Linked DNA regions of Homo sapiens: region 2 is linked to region 1. A link is a loop called in an ENCODE intact Hi-C map of the cell type or tissue named here. Cell type or tissue: PC-9. All regions are shown on one strand. Links, peaks and the distances in the headings refer to the core of each region. The heading gives the core; the rest is flanking DNA.

What was found. Peaks named below come from ENCODE experiments on the same cell type or tissue, not always from the same donor. Only the 100,000 strongest peaks of a DNase experiment are listed, where the experiment ranks them.
Region 2: a loop joins it to region 1, with 4 times the contacts of the local background. A loop is called at or near these places in 7 of 110 quality-filtered maps.

What each region holds. Positions count from the first base shown.
Region 1 is chr6:105,430,084-105,433,010 of GRCh38, reverse strand. No RefSeq gene overlaps it. Among named protein-coding and RNA genes, the nearest start is that of PREP, 28 kb to the right of the region's middle. In PC-9, for the core only: a CTCF peak has its summit at 1,567 (motif pointing left); a DNase peak (open chromatin) is centred at 1,620; H3K27ac peaks cover 505 bases.
Region 2 is chr6:106,443,624-106,446,550 of GRCh38, reverse strand. All of the region lies in intron 1 of CRYBG1 (crystallin beta-gamma domain containing 1), which reads right to left. Among named protein-coding and RNA genes, the nearest start is that of CRYBG1, 84 kb to the right of the region's middle. In PC-9, for the core only: CTCF peaks have their summits at 1,173 and 1,383; a DNase peak (open chromatin) is centred at 1,420.

The DNA.
Region 1 (2,927 bases), core at 204-2,703:
TCACCATTAAATCTCTTCAGCTGTAAAATAGGAATTTGTGACTCATCTAAGAAGAATGTACTTACTTCTATAAAAGCTTAGGAGCATTTTTCAGATTTTTGTATGAATCATACAAATTGACCAACAAGATCGTATCTCTTATTTTTTCCACTCTTTGTCTACTATAATGTTGATGATTGATGATGGTGGTTGATTTAGACTTATGCGATTTTTATAATATAAAGAATTTTATAAACATTGCTAATAAATAATGTAATTAAATCTCCAGATCAAGGGATCTGATATCTTAGTAAATTAAAGTTATTTGTTCACATAAATTTCTCTTTTGTCCATACTAAGGCTAAGTAGAGATGTCAAGGAGGCAGTTGAAAGTACAAGTCTGTAATTCAGGAAAAGCTCAAGATGATAGCTTGTATACCCTCTCCAGTTTTAATAGAGTAACATAGTATCTAGGTATTCACTTTATTAAAATTATAAATTCCTGTAAGAGACTATGCCTGCAATATAGCTCCTATCTTAGTCTTTTCCATAGCACTTTTCTCAGTTTCATATATCATTGTTTTGCTCACAATATTAAATGAAATGGAATCAAGTTTGCATTGACAATTTAATAACATATCCGTATATATTTTTACATTTGTGTTCTAGTTCATTGCAACAAAACCTTTGGCTAGCAAAAACTTTTCAAAGTTCCAAAAACAGCCCATTCATTTCCAACTGTTAAAATTAGAAAAATGCTAACAAATAAAGTTTTACATTTTTCAAAAGTTCTTTGGAATTCATTTAATGTGATATGAGCTATGGTAAAATGTAAAATGTAATGATATTGTAATGTTGCTATGTATGTCAGCTTTTTCTCAACACCCTTTACATAAGAAACTGCTGCATGTGGTGGCTCATGCCTGTAATCCCAGAACTTTGGGAGGCCTAGGTGGGTGGATCGCTTGAGCTCAGGATCTCAAGACTGGCCTGGGCAACATGTGAGACTCCAACTCTGCAAAAAATACAATTAAACTCGCCGGGCATGGTGGCATGCACCTGTGGTCCCAGCTACTTGGGAGGCTGATGTAGGAGGATTGCTTGAGCCCGGGAGGTTGAGGCTACAGTGAGCTATGATTGCACCACTGCACACCAGCCTGGGCAACAGAGCAAGACCCTGCCAAAAAAAAAAAAAAAAAACTTATACAACACTTAAAAAGGAATTCCTGAAGTTGTTAGTTTATCCTTCCACATTTAACTTAAAAATAGATATAAAAGACCTGTTCTGAAATATCACTTAATATGGCAGTTTTACTATCCTAAGACCTCTACCCACATTCAAAATGACTGGAAGAAAAGTATTCAGCTCAATGGTTTATGAAACATGCCCATTTTAAAAGCCCTACTTTTCAATTCACTTGATAACATATATTGTACATACAGTCTTTCTATCATGAAGCATCTTTAAATATGGAGATTATGGTTTTTTCATCATATTTAAAATGAATACAATTAATTAAATGTTCTCTGAAATTCTGAGGATTAATCAAAGGCAGCTAACATTCTTTTCTTGTCACTAAAAATTGGGTTTTTGCTGCCACCTGTTGACAGTAATTGCAAATGATAAATCTTGTCTCCACAAATCGCAAACTTGCATGCTTGAAAAAGTCCTTAGAAACATACTACTTCCTTCATTCTATGCATGATAAAAGGGCCTAGCAGGGCCAAGTGACTTTCCCAAGGTCACTCAAAGGGAGACAGATCTGAGGCAAGAACATAGGTTTGGGGGTTCGGGCCTTGGAGTGCAGTGTTGATTTTCCCATGCCCCTTATTATCGAACTTATGTAGGTGGCAGAGCACCTGAAGTGCTCTTTACACAACACCATGAAATACTGACGTGTTTCAATCCATTATATTAACTAGTAATATTTTTTTACCATATTATGAAGGAACAATTCTATGGCTGTCTAATGTGACATTCAAACAAGTGCGGGTATGTCTGGCCGAAGGGGAAGGTGGGTCCACCAGTTGGCTGTTTGCATGAGCAATTGAACAGCCTTCTGGGAAATAACTCATCTCTATGAGAGAAGAGAGTTCAGGCCCACAAGTCTGACCCAAGAGGACACAGAAGAGCCTGCGCAGAGGTTAATGTGTTTCAGAGTGGCTGAGGGCTCATGATTGAGTCTGAATGAGAAACAGCTGGAACAAGAGTCAATAAAAACTAAAAGAGTGCTTCACACTTCTTGAGGATACTGTGGGTGCTGGCTTCCTAAGTGAAAGAAGATAGCTCCTCTGAGGCCTCAGTGGATTTCACAGGCACCATCATCACTCTGGGAAGGGCATAAGTTCCTTCAACAGCAGCATCAAAGGGTGGCTTACTGGGGACTGTTACCTTGGAGAGTCAGGGCAGGGACAGAGCACGCATGGCACCTGGCTGACCACATTTATTAGTACATAGTAAGCATCCTTGTGACTCCTGGGATTAGTTCAGATGGAAGACTCTGAAATGGGCTTAGACTTCTCTCAATTGCTGATGGTGACATAGCTGGACAAATGCTGTTTTGTTTCTATTACTCTGAACACCAGATCTGTGCCACAGAATTGGTGCTTATCAATTTGCACATTACAAAATATAATGCTGAAAATTTGTAGATTTAAAAAAAAAAAAAACTGGTAATCATGATTAGCTAATCTAAAGGAAAGTTCTTTGACCTTAAAAAAAAAAAAATCTCTCTAAGCCTTGGTTTCCCTATATATAGAATGAGTAAATTATTAACCTACCCTTCCAACCTCCCTGAAATGTCTGAGAGAATGTTTTAAAACTGTGATACTTACTCATATGGACGGGAGTGTTTGTTAATTTAACCTATCCTTTGCTGAAATGTCTGAGAGAATGCTTTAAAACTGTGATACTTACTCATATGGACGGGAGTGTTTGTTAATTTAAC
Region 2 (2,927 bases), core at 336-2,835, 1.0 Mb before region 1:
CCAAAATAATAAAATGTAGCATAAAAGTTTAGGTTTAACTATAGTTTATAAGTTATAAATTGATGCTGTACTGCCATCTATTGTCTATCCAAAGAATTATTACTGTGTTCAACTGAGCCTCAGAGTTGTGATTTCAAAGTTACCAAAAAGTGCTTCCACCTGCATTGAATTGAATTATTTCCTCAAGGGAACCTAAGACACCAGATACTAGAACCACTCTTCTGAATTAAGGCATTGGTTGTAACATGCATAAGTTTTCTGGCCACAAAGGAAGGAGAAAACTTAATTCACTAACAAATGGCACTAATAGTGTGCATGGTGTTTCTTTACTGCAACTGCTAAATGGTAGAGAGCAACCATTTACTGAGCAACCTCTTTCCTGCTAACATTAGACCCTGTATTAGATTACGGACACATACCATCAGATAATGCTAGACCTGAAAAAGTCCCTGGTGATTACCTGGTTCAGTCACTTTATTGCAGATTTGAAGAGACATTGTTCCTCAGAAACCATGTGACTGACTGACAGTGTTGTGCCTGCTGGTTACCCATGTACATGGTACTGGAAGCCCAGGCTCACAAAGAGGCATCTAATGACAGTGTGAGGATAGAGCCATGTAAATCTCTCCCATCTCCAGAAATAAAACAAAACCCCACAATCTATTTCCCTTGGAAAACCTAGAATTTTGGATTTACAGAATGGGTTTTTCCTTCAGAAGCAGTGTTGTCTTCAAATTTGTATTTTTTCTCAGCTGAATAAAGGATCAAATATAGCAATGTATACACACAGATTTCAGAGTCATACCAGCCTGGCCATTAGCTATATGATCTTGAGCTAGTTACTTCTTTAAGCCTCAGTTTCTTCATCTGCAAAATGGGAGTGATAAATTGTTAAGAGAATTAAATTAGGTAAAACTTGTAAAATGCTTAGCCTAGTACTGCCATATAGTAGGTTCTCAATAAGTATCAGCTATTGTAATTATGCATATGAATGTCAGTTGACATGTCCTGAATAATAATTTATAAGGAATTATATAGATGGTACTTTGAGCTAGCATATTTATCAGGCTCAGATATGAAAGGAGAATGTCTGGGTTGGAAGATCCCTTAGAGATAATCTAGTGACCCAACCATACCATTTTTCAGATGAGTTCATTGAGGCCCAGAGATATTCATTGTTCAAAGTCACACGGCTAATGACAGAGTTAGGAGTAGAGAACCCACCCAACTCCTCACTCAGAGACTAATTTTAAATTCTCAGTAGATGAGTTTCACGATCACAAAATTCCAAGTTGGATGGGGAAATGAAAATAATTTGCTATGCTCATTCGAGTTTTTAAAATACAAAGCATCCTCAAAGTTACAGGTATGTAAAGGATGCTACACCACTAACCCAAGTATTTCTTGTTGCCAATGGTAATAGAATGCAGAAACTCTGCCATCTAGTGGTTGCACAAGAATATCACTCCTCTACTCATCCTTTTTTGTCCAGTCAGCCTCTACTTCCTGATTGCATTCACCTTCCTGGGCACTTTGATGGTTTTTGTTTGTCTGTTTGTTTGTTTGTTTTGTTGGTTTTTGTAAAGACGGGGTCTCACTATGTTGCCTAAGCTGGTTTTGAACTCCTGGTCTCAAATGATTGTCTTGCCTCAGCCTCCCAAAGTGCCAGGATTACAGGTGTGAGCCACCAAGTCTTTCAAAATGGCAGCCTGAAGGCTGGGAGCCATCTCCCAATATGCTGTGTGGTGCAGAAATGTTTAAGTTCCCCCTCACACCTGACCAGTGGAATGCAAATCATCTCTCCAACAAAGGCTGGAAATGTTTGCCTTAATACTTCTATCTTGTGAAATCGAGGCTTTGGGTGCTACCGAGTCTGTGAAAGTTAAGCAAAATATCTCAGGACCACTAGTATGTTGATTTTGATGATTTCGGATCACTCCACATGATTAACGAACCATGAAACTCGCCCAGAACCAGGCTAGGTTCCACAAGGTTTGGCTTTATTAGCATTGGTCCCAGAGGAAGAAATGATTTCATTCTGGGCACAAGCAAAGAGAAGCCAAGGCCGAGGACCAAACAACCAGGAGAATTGTGCAAATCCCCAGGAGAACTGAGGAACCGAGGTCTGTGCCTCAAGGAACGGCTCGGTTTTATCAAGAGTATTGTGTTTCACGCGTGATTGCACATGCTCTGATTTAGAGAAGCTGAAGGTCATGGCATTTTTTTCAGCTTCTCTTTATAAGAGTCAAGTTGGACAAGTTTTGTTTTCAGTTGTCGAAATACAAAAGAAGATTTTTTTGATTGCTGGAATTTTCCTTTTAAGGCAATTCAAATTCTTATCATCTAATGGCAGAGAAGAGAAAATGTAGCTTTTATTTTGACAGTGTCAATACTCCCCAAAGAAAGACTAATGATCTTACTAAGCTCATGAATAACAAATTAATAATGCAAAAGAGGGTATTTTCAATTGTTAGCCTTTGTAGCACCAAACAAAGCTTCTGGTGATATTACCATGGAGCAGGCAAGGAGGAAAAAGCCTGGCAGAATATGGTTATATTAATGGATACAAAAATACAGTTAGATAGAATGAATAAGATCTAGTATTTCATAGCACAACAGGGTGACTACAGTCAACACTACTTTATTGTACATTAAAAAATAACTAAAAGAAAATAATTGGATTGTTTGTAACACAAAGGAAGGATAAATGCTTGAGGTGAAAGATACCCCATTTACCCTGATGCAATTATTACACATTATATGCCTGTATCAAAATATCTCATGTATTCTATAAATATATACACTTACTATGTACCCACAAAAACTAAAAATGAAAAAAAAATTATGTGGTTATAGGCACAAGGGTAGAGAAATAGTCCTAAAGTACCAGGGGCAACTCTGAGGAGTCATCTTTGAGCCCTCCTGCT